Linked DNA regions of Homo sapiens: regions 2 and 3 are each linked to region 1. Evidence: read pairs that join two places in POLR2A ChIA-PET (ENCODE). Cell type or tissue: GM12878. All regions are shown on one strand. Each heading gives the region's core, and the rest is flanking DNA. Links, peaks and the distances in the headings are about the cores only.

The links. Peaks named below come from ENCODE experiments on the same cell type or tissue, not always from the same donor. Only the 100,000 strongest peaks of a DNase experiment are listed, where the experiment ranks them.
Region 2: POLR2A ChIA-PET joins it to region 1 with 5 read pairs; 2 of 35 experiments call an interaction of 5 or more read pairs at or near these places.
Region 3: POLR2A ChIA-PET joins it to region 1 with 5 read pairs; 2 of 35 experiments call an interaction of 5 or more read pairs at or near these places.

Annotation. Positions count from the first base shown.
Region 1 is chr4:40,659,822-40,665,737 of GRCh38, forward strand. No RefSeq gene overlaps it. Among named protein-coding and RNA genes, the nearest start is that of RBM47, 33 kb to the left of the region's middle. RefSeq lists enhancers at 1,862-2,367, 3,840-3,979. In GM12878, for the core only: no CTCF peak of the experiment used is centred there; a DNase peak (open chromatin) is centred at 3,660; H3K4me3 peaks cover 1,069 bases; H3K27ac peaks cover 1,268 bases.
Region 2 is chr4:40,435,293-40,441,208 of GRCh38, forward strand. RBM47 (RNA binding motif protein 47) reads right to left here. Exons shown (of 7, transcript NM_001098634.2): 4 at 2,479-3,632; 5 at 1,149-1,355. The coding sequence starts at 3,601. Among named protein-coding and RNA genes, the nearest start is that of RBM47-AS1, 12 kb to the left of the region's middle. In GM12878, for the core only: no CTCF peak of the experiment used is centred there; no DNase peak of the experiment used is centred there.
Region 3 is chr4:40,269,286-40,275,201 of GRCh38, forward strand. No RefSeq gene overlaps it. Among named protein-coding and RNA genes, the nearest start is that of LINC02265, 35 kb to the right of the region's middle. RefSeq lists enhancers at 81-899, 900-1,716. In GM12878, for the core only: no CTCF peak of the experiment used is centred there; no DNase peak of the experiment used is centred there.

The sequences.
Region 1 (5,916 bases), core at 643-5,642:
CCCTTCCACTCCAATCCCCTAGGCTCCGAGAGGTAACCGTTGGGTATGTACGTGCGCGCGCGCGTGTGTGTGTGTGTGTATCCTTTTAGAGATACGAAGCAGGTAGACAAGCATATATGCATATGTACCTTTCCTTTATCTCTTTTTGCATAAATGATGACATACTATCACACTTTTCTGCCCTTGCTTTTTTTTAGTTGCAATGTAATTCAAAAGTGTAACTGATTTCTGTATGTGCTTTTGAATCCACCTAATTCTTTTAAAAAGGCTGTTAATATTCCACTTGTGGATTTGCCAAAATTTATTTAAATTTAAAAAGCCAGGCACGGTGGCACGTGCCTGTAGTCCCAGCTACTCGGGAGGCTGAGGCAGGAGGATCACCTTGAGCCCAGGAGTTTGAGGCTGCAGTGAGCTATGACTGTGCCCCTGCACTCAAGCCTGGATGACAGAGTAAAACTCTGTCTCTTAAAAAAGAAAAAAAAAGAAGGTATGATGATATGTATAACTAGGCCGGGCTCGGTGGCTCACGCCTGTAATCCCAACACTTTGGGAGGCCGAGGCGGGCGGATCACGAGGTCAGGAGATCGAGACCATCCTGGCTAACACAGTGAAACCCTGTCTCTACTAAAAATACAAAAAATTAACTGGGCGTGGTGGTGGACGCCTGTAGTCCCAGTTACTCGGGAGGCTGAGGCAGGAGAATGGTGTGAACCCGGGAGGCAGAGCTCGCAGTGAGCAGAGATTGTGCCACTGCACTCCAGCCTGGGCAAAAGAGCGAGACTCCGTCTCAAAAAAAAAAAAAAAAGATATCTATAACTGTCCTATCTCTAACACACACAGCATGTTATTTCTATTTAAGAAAGGAAATGGAAGATGTGAGTTTTTGTCACAATCACTTTTTCTCAAATCTGGAGAGTTACCTGTTTTCAAAGGCACCTTAGGAAGCCTAGGAGAAGCCCATGATCATTCCTTTTTTTTTTTTTTTTGAGACAGAGTCTCTGTCACGCAGGCTGGAGTGTAGTGGCGCCATCTCAGCTCGCTGCAACCTCTGCCTTCTGCATTCAAGCGATTCTCCTGCCTTAGCCTCCAAGTAGCCAGGATTACAGATGCACTACCACACCCAGATAATTTTTTGCATTTTTAGTAGAGACAGGGTTTCGCCATGTTAGGCAGGCTGGTCTTGAACACCTGACTTCAGGTCATTCACTCCCCTCGGCCTCCCAAAGTGCTGGGATTACAGGCATGAGCTACCGCATCTGGCCTCTTTTTTTTTTTTTTTTTTAAGACAGGGTCTCACTCTGTGGCCCAGGCTGGAGTGCAGTGGTGTGATCATAGCTCACTGCTGGGACCACAGGTATGTACCGCTACATCTGGCTAATTCTTTTTTATTTTTTTGTAGAGACAATCTTTTTTATTTTTTTGTAGAGACAGTCTTTTTTATTTTTTTGTGCATTCATTCTTGATCACTCAACTCATTTAACCAAGTGGTTCAATTCTTCAGAACGTTCCTTTTTCCACAGATAAACTAGGAATAAAAACAATGAACCAACCACAGAAGTTCACCTTTTTCAATCTTGATGCCACCACAGGAACTGGAAGACCTATGTTTGACCACCACCCCCACTCCCCAACCCTTGACTCCTGCCAACCCCCGCCTCACTTACAAACTATATGATTATAGCAGCTGTGAGCAGGAGCAATTTGCCCAGACAGACGGAATTTCCATCTTGACTTAACTTCTTTCTAGAAGTGGAATCAGAAAATACTGTGTAGTCATCTGTGTCTCAGTTTCCTCATCTGCAACATGAGAATACAAATAATAGCACCTACCCATATGATTTTTATGAGGTTCAAATGAGATGTTACGTAAGGCATCTAGCACAGTAACTGGCGTATATAGTACAAGTTTAACCAGTGTCAACTATCATCATCATCATCATCACCACCACTATCATTATATGACTCTTCTGAGACTTACTTTCCTCCCTTGTAAAATCACAGGTAGCCTACAGTCTCCATAACCAGGAACGGGAGTGGTCTTCTCTCTGTTTTGCTAATGAGTAAAATGAGGCAAGGCATGCTAAAATGACAATTCTCACAGAATGAGAAAAGAGAACCCCTGAAGAGAATGGTGAGCTCCATTTTGAAGCAATGGGTCTGCTGTGTTCTTCCTGGCCCCAGACCACACAGGACTCCTGCCTCAGGGTTCACATCAGCAGGGCACCTTGAACCTGCTCTGACGGGCTCCGGAGAGCCAACTGTTAAATTTTCAGAAAGTCTGTAAGCCAGTTGTTAAACACAGCCATTACTAAAATTAAATTATATGAACTTACGATGAAATACATTACACTTACAATGGAGCAATACATACTCAAAACTTATCACTTCCTAATGATTTTATTACAGTTCACTGTGGTTTATGTTTTTAAGGTTATTTACATCAATTGTGTTTGTTTGTTTTTGAGACGGAGTCTCGCTCTGTTGCCCAGGCTGGAGTGCGGTGGCATGATCTCAGCTCACTACAACCTCCACCTCCCAGGTTCAAGCAATCCTCCTGCCTCAGTCCCCACTAGTAGCTGGGATTACAGGCATGTGCCACCATGCCCGGCTAATTTTTGTATTTTTAGTAGAGACGGGGTTTCGCCATGTTGGCCAGTCTGGTCTTGAGCTCCTGACCTCAGGTGATCCACCTGCCTCGGCCTCCCAAAGTGCTGGGATTACAGGTGTGAGCCATCACACCCAGCCTGTTTATTTATTTATTTATTTTGAGATGGAGTCTCGCTCTGTCTCCCAGGCTGGAGTGCAGTGGCATGATCTTGGCTCACTGCAACCTCTGCCTCCTGAGTTCCAGTGATTCTCCCACCTCAGCCTCCCGAGTAGCTGAGATTACAGGTGCCCGCCACGACGCCCAGCTAATTTTTGTATTTTTAGTAGAGATGGGGTTTCACTATGTTGGCCAGGCTGGTCTCTAACTCTTAGCATCAAATGATCCACCTGTCTCGGCCTCCCAAAGTGCTAGGATAACAGGCATGAGCCACTGCACCTGGCCATATTTGAACAGTGGAAATTGTATATAACAGTATGCTACTTCACATTTTCTTCCCAACTCTTCATTCAGTGATGTCAGATTAGTAGCTTGAAATCAGCCAGAGTGGGAATATTTACACTGCAGAAATCAGCAAACACTACAGACAAGCCCTTCTGCCTCCCCCAAGCTGGTGGTTAAACATCCACCAGCACACCACTGGCTCAAACCAGCACATGCAGCCAGGGTCTCTTGGAAGAAAACTCCTATTGCTCTCAGAGAGAAGAGTGTGTGGTTATTATCCCGTTGCGCCTAAATCAGGGGCCCATGAAGAAATAGGCTATTAGACATGGCCCTCTTATACTGTTTTCTTAACGAAAGTAAAATAAATAATTCTGAGCCCTTGGCCCACAGCCAAGGTCCTCTCGGGTTCAATTCTTCATCCTCTATTTGCAAGAGCTAATCATAGTGAAGGGTGCACGAAGCAACCGTTCTTTGTGTTCAGAGTGAAATAATGGCTTGTCATCCCTGAGAGTACGAAGGCTCTGTACTCCTCAGTGCAGTGAACACAAATCCCAGTCGCATGGCATCTGGCTTTTTCTTTTTCTAAGTGAATCAGAGTCTTTATGAGTAAACGTTTAGCTTTTTCCTCCACCCACTCTGGCCCAGCCATGACCAGGAGAGTGTTTTTTGTTTTTCTAGTTGAATTGACTCACCGATAGTTTTAGGAACCTGTTGGTTTGCATGTTTAGTTCTTTTTTTTTCCCCCATACCAGATTTGAAACCTAGCATGTTTAGTTTTGATCTATCAGAAGGAGCTGGAATCCTTGTTTGCAAACTCACTGATTATATAGCATATATTTGACTCTGTTTTTGTTTAGAGAAAAAGATACCCACTTCTAAAATAAAGAACTGAGGCCAGGCACGGTGGGTCACACCTGTAATCTCAGCACTTTGGGTGGATGAGGCAGATGGATCACCTGAAGTCAGGAGTTCCAGACCAGCCTGACCAACATAGTGAAATCCCATCTCTACTAAAAATACAAAATTAGCCAGGTATAATAGTGCATGCCTGTAATCCCAGCTACTTGGGAGGCTGAGGCAGGAGAATCACTTGAACCCAGGAGGTGGAGATTGCAGTGAGCTGAGATTGTGCCATTGCACTCCAGCCTTGGCAACTGAACAAGACTCCATCTCAGAAAAAACAAATAAATAAAATAAAATAAAAAACTCAGCCCTGGGCTTGCTTTGTTCTCACAGCCACATAACTTATCCACAAAATAATAATGAGAATCACCAAGGAATATAAAGACTTTTTGTAAATTAATAAAATGAAGTACGTAACTGGTATGCTGTTTCAAGAATAGCCCAAATATATATTTTATATATATAATTTTATTTTTAAAAATTATTATTATTATTATTTTTTGAGACTGAGTCTTGCTCTGTCTCCCAGGCTGGAGTGCAGTAATGCAATCTCAACTACTGCAACCTCTGCCTCCCAGGTTCAAGCAATTCTTGTGTCTCAGCCTCCCAAGTAGCTGGGATTACAGGCACCTGCCACCACAACTGGCTAATTTCTGTATTTTTAATAGAGACATAGTTTAGCCATGTTGGCCAGGCTGGTCTTGAACTCTTGGCCTCAAATGATCCACCCAACTTGGCCTCCCAAAGTGCTGAGATTACAGGTGTGAGCCACTGCATCTGGCCAGGAATAGACTATTTTTAAAATTTTATTTATTATTATTATTTTTTATATAAAGACAGGGTATCTCTATGTTGCTCAGGCTGGTCCCAAACTCCTGGCCTCAAGTGAGCCTCCTGCCTTGGCCTCCCAAAATGCTGAGATTACAGGTATGAGCATTAAATGCTCGGCCTAAAGAGTTATTTTTGGGCAGGTGTGGTGGCTCACGCCTGTAACCCAGCACTTTGGGAGGCCAAGGCGGGTGGGTCATGAGGTCAGGAGATCAAGACCATCCTGGCTAACAGGCAGAGCTTGCGGTGAGCCGAGATTGCGCCACTGCACTCCAGCCTGGGCAACAGAGCGAGACTCCGTCTCAAAAAAAAAAAAGTTATTTTTAATAAAGATATATAAAAAAATATTGCTTTAAAAGTTTCTTAGGCAAGGAATGTATAAAATTGAGTACGTCTCCAAATTCCTATTCTGATATAGCAACTGCTAACAATTACTGAGTTTCTATCATGAGCAGATATTGTGCTAAGTATTTTATGTGCATAATTTCATTTAATTTATTGAACAAATATTATTGAGCACTCATATATTGTTCCAGGCAATGTTCTAGACATGGGTGATACTAGCAGGGAATAAAACAGACAAAATCTATGATCTTATAAAAATGGATATATAATAGGTCAGACGGTAATAAGTGCTATAAAGAGAAATCAAACTTGGCTAAAGTGGGGTGAAAAGTACCTTTAGGTGAAAGGTGGCTGCTGTTAATTTATTATAGGGTGATCAAAGAAGATTTCTCTAATAGGTTAACAGTTTTCTGGGCAAAATTGTTTCTAGATAGAGGACACCGCAAAAAGTAAGAAAATGTTGAACATTTGACTTTCTAAGATAAAATAAGATAAAAATTACTATTTTATGGATGAGTAAACTAAGACTAAGGATTATTCTTTTTTTTTTTTTTTTTTTTTTTTTTGAGATAGAGTCTTGCTCTGTTGCCCAGGCTGGAGTGCAGTGGCGTGATCTCAGCTCACTGCAACCTCCGCCTCTAAGGTTCAAGCTGTTCTCCTGCCTCAGACTCCCAAGTAGCTGGGACTACAGCTGTGCGTCACCATGTCCAGCTAATTTTTGTATTTTTAGTAGAGACAGGGTTTCACTATGTTGGTCAGGCTGGTCTCAAACTCCTGACCTCGTGATCCAC
Region 2 (5,916 bases), core at 662-5,661, 220 kb before region 1:
AATCCCAGCACTTTGGGAGGCTCAGGCGGGTGGCTCACTTGAGGTCAGGAGTTCGAGAACAGCCTGGGCAATGTGGTGAAACCCCATCTCTACTAAATATACAAAAATTAGCCAGGCATGGTGGTGCGCGCCTGTAGTTCCAGCTACTCGGGAGGTTGAGGCAGGAGAATCGCTTAACCCGGGAGGTGGAGGTTGCAGTGTGCCGAGATCATGCCACTGCACTCCAGCCCGGGTGACACAGCAAGACTCCATCTCAAACAACAACAAAACTTTCACCACTGCCTTGTCCTCAAGCATTCTTATTTGCTCAGACCATGACAAGGGACAAAAGGTGCTGCTTACTCCTGAAGGGGAATTTTCTGCCCTTCCAAACAACTCTCAGAATGGGGCAATAAGCTCTACCCTCCGACTTCAGATGGTCGGGGCAGAAATAGGCCTGAGTAAGGAAAAGACAGGTTTTACCTGATAGAAGATACAGAGAGCCTCATGTTCTTCCTTTCTTCCCCCTACAACTCTCCTTACTTAGCCACAGACTGAGACAAAACCTAACAATGGGTGACAGCCCTTTGAAAACCTTACTGCATGGCCAGGCGCAGTGGCTCACTCCTCTAATCCCAGCACTTTGGGAGGCCGAGACGGGTGGATCATAAGGTCAGGAGATCGAGACCATCCTGGCTAACACGGTGAAACCCCATCTCTACTAAAAATACAAAAAAAAAAAAAAAAAAAATTAGCCGGGCATGGTGGTGGGCACCTGTAGTCCCAGCTATTCTGGAGGCTGAGATAGGAGAATGGTGTGCACCCAGGAGGCAGAGCTTGCAGTGAGCCAAGATCATGCCACTGCACTCCAGCCTGGGCGACAGAGCGAGACTCTGTCTCAAAAAAAAAAAAAAACAAACAAACAAACAAACAAAAAAAAACCTTACTCAGGCAAGTTTGATTTGAACATAGTCAAAGCTACACCATCCCCTGAAGTTCTAGATAAGGAGGTCCAGGGGGTCACTTTATTTTTGCCTTGTCTCTAGCTGCCTAGGAGAAGAGGAACCCCTGTGCAGATGTGAGAGCCTGAAAAACGCTTGGATTCACTTCAAACAGAAGGGCTGGGGTTTATGCTGAATGGGAGCATTCTCAATCTGCTTCATACTGACCTGTACCAGGTTTAATGGCAACTGGGTTGACGGTAGGGATTTCCAAATTCGGCACCAGTTCATATCCTTTTTCTTGCTGCTTTCCTTTCCCTTCATGATATCGGCTATATATACCACGACCAGCAGAATATCCCCCGAGGTAGGAACCCCTAGGCCCTGGGGCTCTGTTGCCAGCTGCACCTCGCCCTCGGCCTCTTATGCTGCCTGCTTGTAATAACAACACAAAAGATGATCAGCAACCAACAGTGACGGTGCTGGAGGCAGACCTCAGCCCTCGGTTCTCGGCATTTAACTGCCCCAGTCTTAATTGCAGGTGGCTACACCTTTGCTCTTTAATAGGCTGGTAAAGATGCTTCCAACATTCTATTTCAGCCTAGATTTGCATCCTAAGCATGTCTTCTTAGTACAAGAGGCAAACTTGCAGGGTGAGTTTCTAGGATTGTATCTGCAATTTCAGTAAAGAAAAACATTCATAGACTACCCACCACCCCCTCCCCCCCGCCAAAAAAAAAACTGTGGCCAGGTGTGGTGTCTTATGCCTGTAATCCCAGCACTTTGGGAGGCTGAGGCGAGAGGATGGCTTGAGCCCAGGGGTTCAAGACCAGCCTGGGGAGCATGGTGAGACCCTGTCTCAAAAAAAAAAAAAAAAAATATATATATATATATATATAAAATACATATATATATATATAAAATACATATATATATATAAAATACATATATATATATATAATACATATATATATACTATTAAATAATTTTTTTTAAAGTTAGCTTTGGAAGGGGATTTGCTGGTCCACCTTCCTCATTTCATGCTTGAGAAAACAGGCCAGGGGAGATTAAAGTGACTAACTAAAGTCACAGACCCAGTTAATCAGAGAACAGGACCCAGAACCTATGTATCTTATTTTCCAGGTTATGCTGGGTGTCATTATATCCTAATCAGTGATAACAAAAAACAAAATTAAAAATCACGGACTCCACCAACATCTTAAGATTTAATATCACAAGCAGGTTTTAACGTAAGCACCAAGAGAATGGTGGACTAGCCCCTAACCCGGTGGACCTCGGCAAGGAAGAATTCCAGCACTTGCATATTCCTGTGATTTTACCGCTCACCCCAGAACGATCTGTATTTCTATCAGTGCTGCATAAGTGACGGCCTTCGGTGCCAGGAAAGAATTAGACCCAGAATGCAAACCCAAAACGGGGGTGGGAGGGCCTTCAGCACCTACCAGCTCAGCAAATGCCAGCCACGGTATCCCTGGTGCCCCCTGCCTAGGAGGCAACGTTCTTGGGGGCCCCACCCAGGAGAAGAGCCCCCACTAACCTTTCACAAAGTAGTCCCTGTTGGGCCCAATGAGCGCGTTGTAGGGGTAGCCGTAGTAGGCCAGTGTGTAGGGGTCGCAGGAGTACACGTAGCTGGGCTGCTGCGCTGCCTCAGCCGCGCCGCCGCCCCTGGCTGCCTTCTGGTAGCGCGAGTACTGCTCCTTGTCCACGGGCTTGGCCAGCGTGACCTCCAGGCACGAGCCCTCCAGCTCAGTGCCGTTGAGGTTGTTCATGGCATGCACGGCATCCTCGCGGCTGGTGAAGTGCACGAAGGCGTAGTCGCGGATCTTCTTGACGCGCTCCACGCAGCCGGGGTTGAACTGGCCGAAGCTCTTCTTGATGGTGTCCTCGGTGGTCTCGATCATGAGGTTGCGCACGTAGAGGATCTTCACGGTCTCCATCACGTCCTCGTCCACGTCGATCTCAGGTTCGGCCCAGTCCACGGCGATCTGGTGGCCCCACAGCTGGATGCGGCCAGGCATGAGCTTGCGGCGAGCCATGGCAGCCGCGCGGTGGCTCTCGTACTCCACGAAGGCGAAGCCGCGGTTCTTCATCTTGTCGGCCGCGCTGGCGTAGACGATCACGTCCAGCACGCCCTCGGTGACCTTGGCAATCTCCTCCAGGATTTCCTCGCGCTTCTTCATCTTGGGGATCCCGCCGATGAAGAGGCGGCAGTTGTCCACGCTGCAGCACACGCCGAGCAGGCGGCCCGGGCGGATCTCGTAGTTGTTGAGCTCACGCACTGCGCGCTTGGCCTCGTGCTTGTGGCAGTACATGACGAAGGCGTAGCCGCGGTTCTTGCCGTCAAAGTCCATCATGAGGCGCAGCTCGTAGATGCGGCCCACGGCCTCGAACACGGGCACCAGCTCGTCCTCGTACACGTCGCGCGGGATCTTGCCCACGAAGACCTCGCAGCCACGCTGCGGGTGCGGGCCCTCCCAGCCGGGCGGTGGGCCGCCGTACTTGCGCTGCCCGTTCTCTTGCACCATGCTGTAGCCCGTGCGCTCCATCAGCGCCAGCAGTGCTGCCTCGTTGGGCGCGCCCGCCACGCCCTCGGGCACCTTGGCGGAGGACCCGGCGGCCGAGTCACTGCTCATGGCTGCGGTGGAATCCTCTGCGGTCATAATGTCAAAGGCATCCACAGCTGGCGGAAACCTGGGGAAGCAGAAAGAAGCGTGAGTGGGGAACCGCTGGATCTTGCCTCTTTTGGGTTGTGTTTCGCAGCCTTGCAAGTATGCATTAATAGGCCACGGGGAAGGGGAGGTGGTTTAAATGAGAAATAGGATGGAGGCGTTCTGGAAATGCAGCAGCCCTACATTTGTCTAAAATAGTCAAGTTGTCTTGCAGCAAAAACCAGAAGTGAGTTAGGAGAGAAAAAAAAAAATCAGAATGAGCAAGTACTTCCATTTCATCAGTACCCCGACAGCTTTGAAGTTTTGCGAAGCTGCTCTCATTTTTGGTAAAAACCTCACGTTCTTTTGCTTCATTCCTGCACCGTTAACTCCACCTGATTTCCTTGTTATATGGAATTTGACAAACTCCATGTATTTCTTTGGTGAACACAGCTTTCTTCTTTTCTTTTTTAAGGGAGTCTTTTTAATTGTAGGAATGGAAATACAGTGAAGATTTTAAATTATTAAAGAAAACTTTTAGGAGCTGTCATTGTATAGAGAGAGCTGTGTATTAAAGCTTTTTACAAGGAAGAAATGAAATGTGCACATTGCCACGGGCTTGGTCCAGGAACTGTAATAAGAGCTAATCTGATTTTGATGGTGGCATTCAGGTAAAATTCTTGGTGTGAAGCATTCAAAGATTTGGAATCAGTCCTTGAAGAGCTAGACTGACTTCAAGCTGGGGGACTGGGAAGCAGCATCTACCTGGTAAACCACACTATTGTTTTCAGAGAACTGTCACCTGCATTCTCTTAATTTTCTTAACCTCTGTATATGGTACATGGTATTATCCTCAGTCCCAATTTGGTCATGGGGAAATAGGCTTAGGTTGAGTAAACTGCCCCATTTCACACAGCAAGTGTCAGCTTGTAGGCAGACTTGATTCCAAGTTTTCTGGCTCCAGATTCCCTGTTTTTTCTTCCAAACCAATGCTGGGCAATCGAATTTTCTATGATGCTAGAAAAGCTGTCACTTGCCACATGTGGCTACTGAGCACTTGGAATGGGGCTAGTGTGACTGAGGAGCTGGATTTTAAATTTTAATTAAACAGCCACGTATCACAGTGCAGGTCTGAACTGTGCCGCCTTCACTTATATGGCCAAGGGCTCTGTGGAAGTGATTCTAAATTATGCAATAAGATTATTACGATGAGCTGCAGACTATACTTCTGTAATGAAAGGCTCCAATTCGCCTTTTAAAAAATGAAATCTATTTCATTTTTTGGACTATAAAAGTATTCAGTTAAATTTATAGAAAGTTAAGAAAAGTACATAAGAAATTATTCCTAATTTTCCTACCCAATGATAGCACAATGAAACTTTCTCATCTGTTTTCTAGATGTTTTCTTGAGGAGGTGGGAGGGGGAAGCCTGGCTTCCGCCTAATTTACATGGTGCTACTTTATGTTATAAGCATTCCTCTGTATTCTTAAAAATCTTTGTAAAAACATCATTTTTAATGGCCATATAAGGTTTCATCAATTAATTAGAACCCGGAGTATCATTCATTTTTTAAAATTTAGGACTAGGAGATGTATACAAGAATATTAAGGGAAATTTCAAGGATAATAAAAATGAATTTGATCATTGAAGGAAAAAATAAAACTATAATGAAACAAAATAAATCTGAGCTATTTATTTGCCAGATGGCCAAAATAGTCCTTTTGTGGTTAATTTGCTCTAATATCAAGCGGCAGTACAGTTTAGCAGGTAAGTATGTGGCTTCTGGAGCCAGACTGCATATGTTTGTTTGTGAATCTCAGCTCTAATACTTGCTAGTGTTAGCTGCTCCATGCCTCACCTCAGTTTCCCTACCTATAAAATCAGAATGATAATAATAGTATTAACCTCATTAAGTTTAGAGGAGTGAGTTAATACATACACAGCATTTTGAATGGTGCCTAGAATATTATAAATGCTCAAGAAATGTCAGTTATTAATTTCATCCAAACTTTTGAGTAAAATCTTAGACCAATTCTTTCAATTTTAGAGTAATTCTTAAGATAAACATCTTCAGTTCTTTAAAAATATCTGTTACACGTGGCTTCTATTCTTATTATTTTTTTCCTCTTCAAGTGCTTGGAAGCTGGTTTGACGTCTCCAGTTATCATGAAATTTTTTTGTAGTATACTTGGAAAATTAGTTTCTGTAGTTTCAAGTTGAAAAACATTTTTTTTTCTTTTTTTAAAAATAGAGATGGAGGGCCAGGCAGAGTGGCTTGTGCCTGTAATCCCAGCTCTTAGGGAGGCAGAGGTGGGAGGATTACTTG
Region 3 (5,916 bases), core at 662-5,661, 390 kb before region 1:
ATTCTGCGTCTTTAGATAATAACTTAACTCTCAACCCATTGCCAAACAAAAAAAATCTTTGAATCCACTTATGACCTAGAAGTCCTCCAAAGACATCCACTTAGAGTTGTCTGGCCTTTCTGGACTGAACCAATGTATACTTCACATGTATTGATTGATGTCTGCCTGTAACTCCCCTGAAATGTACAAAATCAAGCTGTAACCCAACCACAGAGGCACATGTTCTTAGGACCTCCTAGGGCTGTGTCATGCATGGGTCATGGTCCTCATATTTGGCTCAGAATAAATCTCTTAAAGTATTTTAGAGTTTGGCTTTTAAATCAATATCCACAACAGGAGCATCACAGCCATTTGGCTCTAGGCCATCACTCATGATGTCCTTGTCATCCATTCCTCTTGGTTCTCTAGATCCTCTGTGTCATTTGAGGTCAGCTCTTCTGAAGTGAGGAACCCTGTCTCTGTGTTCCAATAGCATTCCATTTTCCCTATCAGGTACAACACCATGTGCTCCAACTCTCTACCTCCATCTCGCTCACTGGTCTGTGAGCTTTCTTAGAAGAGGGCCTGAGTCTTGTTCACTGGTGTCTGTCCAATGGTCCCAGTGGTCCCTGGAACATAGTCTGTACATGAGAAATGTTTGTTGAATAATTGAAGCCTTGTCTGACAATTGATTTTGGTCCTGTATTTCTCCAAATTTTTAATATATTTATTGTTTCTACCAATGACTGATGATCAGAATTACTGGGAGAGTTCTTATGAAATACAAATTTTCAGAGCTCTATTCCAGCTCTACCAAATTACAATGTAGAGGGGAGGAGCCTAGAATCTGTATTTCCACAAAGTTCTCCAGATGGTTCTGATAATCTAGTTTGCTTTATATTAGTGATACAGGAGTTAAGAAGAAATCAGGCAGATTGCAAGGGTATGGGATTCCGCAGTAAGGCTTTTCTTTTTAATGAAAAGCAGTCCCAAATCATTTTCTAACAAAGAGCAGCCTGCAAGCTGGGAGCTTACTGGGGTGACTGCCGGCAGGAACTAAGGACTAGACATTTTCAAGATGGCGGCTCCGTATTCCCTTCTCTGCCAGCCACGTGTGCTGCAAAGAGCCAACAAGATGGGCCGGGCACTGTGGCTCACGTCTGCAATCCTAGCACTTTGGGAGGCCGAGGCGGGTCGATTGCCTGAACTCAGGAGTTCGAGGCCAGCCTGGGCAACGGGGTGAAACCCCGTCTCCACTAAAATACAAAAAATTAGCCGGGCGTGGTGGCATGTGCCTATAGTGCCAGCTACTTGGGAAGCTGAGGCAGGAGAATTGCTTGAACCCGGGAGGCAGTGAGCCGAGAATTGCTTGAACCCGAGGTTGCAGTGAGCCGAGACAGTGCCACTGCATTCCAACCTGGGCGACAGAGCGAGATTTCATCTCAAAAAAGAAAAAAAGCAGACAAGATGGTGCAGATCAGCTGGAAAGCCTATTTGCATAAGAAGATGCAAATAGGTGGGGCAACCAGCCTTCCCCACCGGCTATGTCAATGTCATACCTGATCAAACCAATTTATGAGCCCTATGTAAATCAGACACCGCCTCCTCAAACCGGACTATAAAATTCTGCGCATTCACTGCCAGCCAGTCCTTTCTGCTTGGAAACCTCTTCCTCTATAGAGGAAGCTGTTTCTCTTTTTTTTTTTTTTTTTTTCTTTTTTGAGACGGAGTTTTGCTCTTGTCGTCCAGGCTGGAGTGCAATGGCGCAATCTGGGCTCACTGCAACCTCTGCCTCCCGGGTTCAAGCGATTCTCTTGCCTCAGCCTCCCGAGTAGCTGGGATTACTGGCCCCCCACCACCACGCCCTGCTAATTTTTTTGTAATTTTAGTAGAGATGGGGTTTCACCGTATTAGCCAGGCTGGTCTCAAACTCCTGACCTCAGGTGATCCACCCTCCTCGGCCTCCCAAAGTGCTGGGATTACAGGCGTGAACCACCACGCCCAACAGTTATAAAATATTTATATATTAATTCGAAGTAACAATAATAAACCCAGCAGATGTTAGCATAAATAATATATTCTTAAAATAAAAATAACTATATTTTACTTAAAAAATTTTGATGAGAAGATAGCCATTGTCTTATGTTTTTGCCAATTGTTTTAGTGTTTAACTTAGCAGATGACAGCTGGATCTCAGATCTGCTTCTGCATTCAATTTGGTGCACTTTGCAATTTGTTGTCTTGGATTCAATACATGAAGAAAATTCAGCTTCACACATGTAGTTAGAACAAAGAGAAGTATTTTAATAGCCTTTTCAGATCATTGTGGATATTTTTCTTTGATAGTATTCCAAAAATTAAGTTATAGTTTCTGAAAGGTTAGTTGCGATGCGGAATCTGAAACCATATCAATGAGCTTTTTGAACTTTGTATATTTGTAGAAAATGAGAGTGAAATAGACAAGTAAGGCTTTAGTATTGAGGACTAAACTCTGATTTTTTTTTTTATCTTGCCCAAATTCCTACCTAAGGGGTCTGGGGAGTCATGCCCTATGAATCATACATTCTTATCAGATGGGTTTTATTTAACCCTATACTATATATCGTGACTTACTTTCCAACCTGACTCTGGCGTAACATTACCAGACAAGAAATCAAAATATTTTTACCCCAAAACATGTTTCTTTGACATATTTGAAGTGGCCCTGCAAAGCTGTTCTTTGTGGGGAAAAATTTGTATATGTAAAGAATCTCTATTAACATAGTTAGATTTTTTTCTTCCAGACCCTCCCAGTGCTAAAGAGATTAATTAAGATCTGAACAGGAAACATTTGTCATCTATTGTCTCTAAGGGCAGCCACTATAAGACTTCCAAAGAACTTTGGTCTCCACAATCTCTATCTTAACCTGAACATTCCCTTTCTATCTATCCCAGGTCTTTAGACAAACTCAACCAATTGTCAACCAGAAAATGTTTAAATTCACCTATAGCCTGGAGGCCCTCCTGCTTTGAGTTGGCCCGCCTTTCTGGACCAAACCAATGTATTTCTTAAATGTATTTGATTGATGTCTCATGCCTCCCTAAAATGCATAAAACCAAGCCACGGCCCGACCACCTTAGGCAATGTTCTCAGGACCTCCTGAGGGCTGTGTCATGGGCCACGGTCACTCATATTTGGCTCAGAAAAAGTCTTTTCAAATATTTTACAGAGTTCGACTCTGTTTGTCAACAGTATCATTATGAAAATAGTTTTGACTTCATGGTTCTCTGAAGTCTTAGGGAACCCCAGGGGTTCCTGGACCACAATTTGAGAAGTGCAACTATATTCCTCAACACTCAGCACTTATATCTTGCTCTTGGCCTTTTTTTGGTTTTTTTTGATAAAGGGTCTCACTTTGTCGCCCAGGCTGGTGTGCAGTGGTGTGATCTCGGCTCACTGTAACCTCTGTGCCTCCCTTGTTCAAGGAATTCTTCCACCTCTGCTTCTCTAGTAGCTGGGACTACAGGCATGCGCCATCACGCCTGGCTAATTTTTGTATTTCTTGGTAGAGACAGGGTTTTGCCATGTTGGCCAGGCTGGTCTCGAACCCTTGACCCCAAGTGATCCGCCCACCTTGGCCTCCCAAAGTCCTGGGATTATAGGCGTGAGCCACCGGCCTCCGATTGTTTTATATTCATTTATCCAACAAATATTTGTTGAGTGCTGATGTGTGCCAGGCAGTGTTCTGGGCTTTGGGGTTCTAAATATAACTGATCCATAACCAAATTATATTGAGGATAAAAGCTCCAATTTCTGCCTCATGAGAACCCAGTTTCAGGGCTGCTGCTTGGTCATTTGGCATCTTTGTATAAATTGGAAAAAGTCAGGCTGGGCGCCGTGGCTCACGCCTATAATCCCAGCACTTTGGGAGGCTGAGGAGGGCGGATCACCTGAGTCCAGGAATTCAAGACCAGCCTGACCAACATGGGAAACCCCTTCTCTACTAAAAATATAAAATTAGCTGGGTGTGGTGGCGCATGCCTGTAATCTCAGCTACTCGGGAGGCTGAGGCAGGAGACTTGCTTGAACCCGGGAGGTGGAGGTTGCGGTGAGCTGAGATGCATACCATTGCACTCCAGCCTGGGCAACAAGAGTGAAACTCCATCTCAAAAAAATAAAATTAAATTAAATTTTAAAAAAGAAAAAAAAATGTCGTGTCCTCTGAACAGACGCACCTCTGTAAGCAAAGAACTTCTCCTGTGGATGGACATTACCTTGCACTGGATACATTGCAAGACTGGCTTGGTGAGAGGAGCGTGGGCAGAATTACAGCTGCCACTCACTCCTTGACTGGGTATCTTTATGCAGTGAACAATTTATGCAACTGCTCACGCCCTACATGTTGTATATCTTTCTTGTTCTCTTCATTGATAAGCCTCAGAGCCAGAATTCAAATCCAGGGAGTGAGGTTACAGAAAGCTCCAGAAAGTCTGTGACCTTTGCTACAGACTATGCAGTTTCTGATGCATAGTGAAGACTCACCGAGTGGCAAGGGTATGGGTAGTAGTTGATAATACTATATCTTCTTAGCTTAATCCACCTCTGAAGCAATTCTCTACACAAACGTGATAACTTGGCTCTTCCTAAAGACAAAAAGTATAGTTAAGAACTGAATCTAGGCCGGACATGGTGGTTCACACAGGTAATCCCAGCACATGAGGTCAAGGCGGTCAAATTTCTTGAGCTCAGGAGTTCAAGACCAGTCTGGGCAACATGGTGAAACCTGTCTCTACAAAATATACAAAAATTAGCCAGATGTGGTGACATGTGCCTGTAATCCCAGCTACTCAGGAAGCTGAAGTGAGAGAATCACTTGACCCTGGGAGGCGGAGGTTGCAGTGAGCTGAGATCACGCCACTGCACTCCAGCCCGGACGACAGAGTGAAACTCTGTCTCAAAAAAAAAAAAAAAAAAAAAAAAAAAGAAAAAAGAACTGAATCTATTTCACAGATGGACCTGTACTCCATTAACTTAAGCACAAATATATATTCAACAACTACAAAGAATACTGGTCCATTTTGGTGTTAATTACCAAACCTTTGTCACCAGAGCATGAATGAATCTTCACCAAGTAACATTATCTAGGAATTGGCCCTGTCTTTACCTGCGTCCAGTGCTACTGATGATTCAAGTAGAAGAGAACTGAGAATCATCCATTGCGTTTATCAATGTAGCAGTAACCTTACTGAGAGCAGTTTTAGCAGAAAGATGTTGGCAAAAGCTTGATTGGAGTGTGTCTCATAGAGAATTTTTAGTTTTGTCTAACTCAAAACTTAAAGAATGGAGCCTTCATTAGCTGTATTTCTATAGATCTCTGTATTTGATTTAGTTATTGTCTTAGTCCATTTTGTGTTGCCATAACAAAATATCACAGACCAGGTAAGTTATTAAGAATAGGGATTTATTTCTTACCTTCTGGAGGCTGAGAAGTCCAAGGTCAAGAGGCCCACATCTGGTGAGGGGTCTCTTACTGCATCTTGCCATGGCAGAAGGTGGAAGAGCAAGAGAAGACAAGTGCATGAGAGACAGATGGTGGGGAAGAGCTCTGGCTGATCATGTCATTTCATCAGGAACCCACTCCCGTGATAATTAACCCACTCTTCAAGAACAGCATTAATCCACTCATGAGGGCAGAGCCTCTTAACACTGTCCCACCTCTTAACACTGTTGCATTGGGGATTAAGTTTCCAACACATGAGCTTTGGGGGGAAACATTCAAACTATAGCAGTTATATATGATATCTCTACTACTGCATGAACGTGCAAAGAGTATAGAAGCAATTTTCAGCCAGTTCTGCTGACATCTCTGCTGCAGTTGCCTTCAAATGTGAGTACATGTGGTAGGACCCTCTTTGCTGCAGAATAATAAGACTTGCCTGTGGTTGGCTGAGGACAGC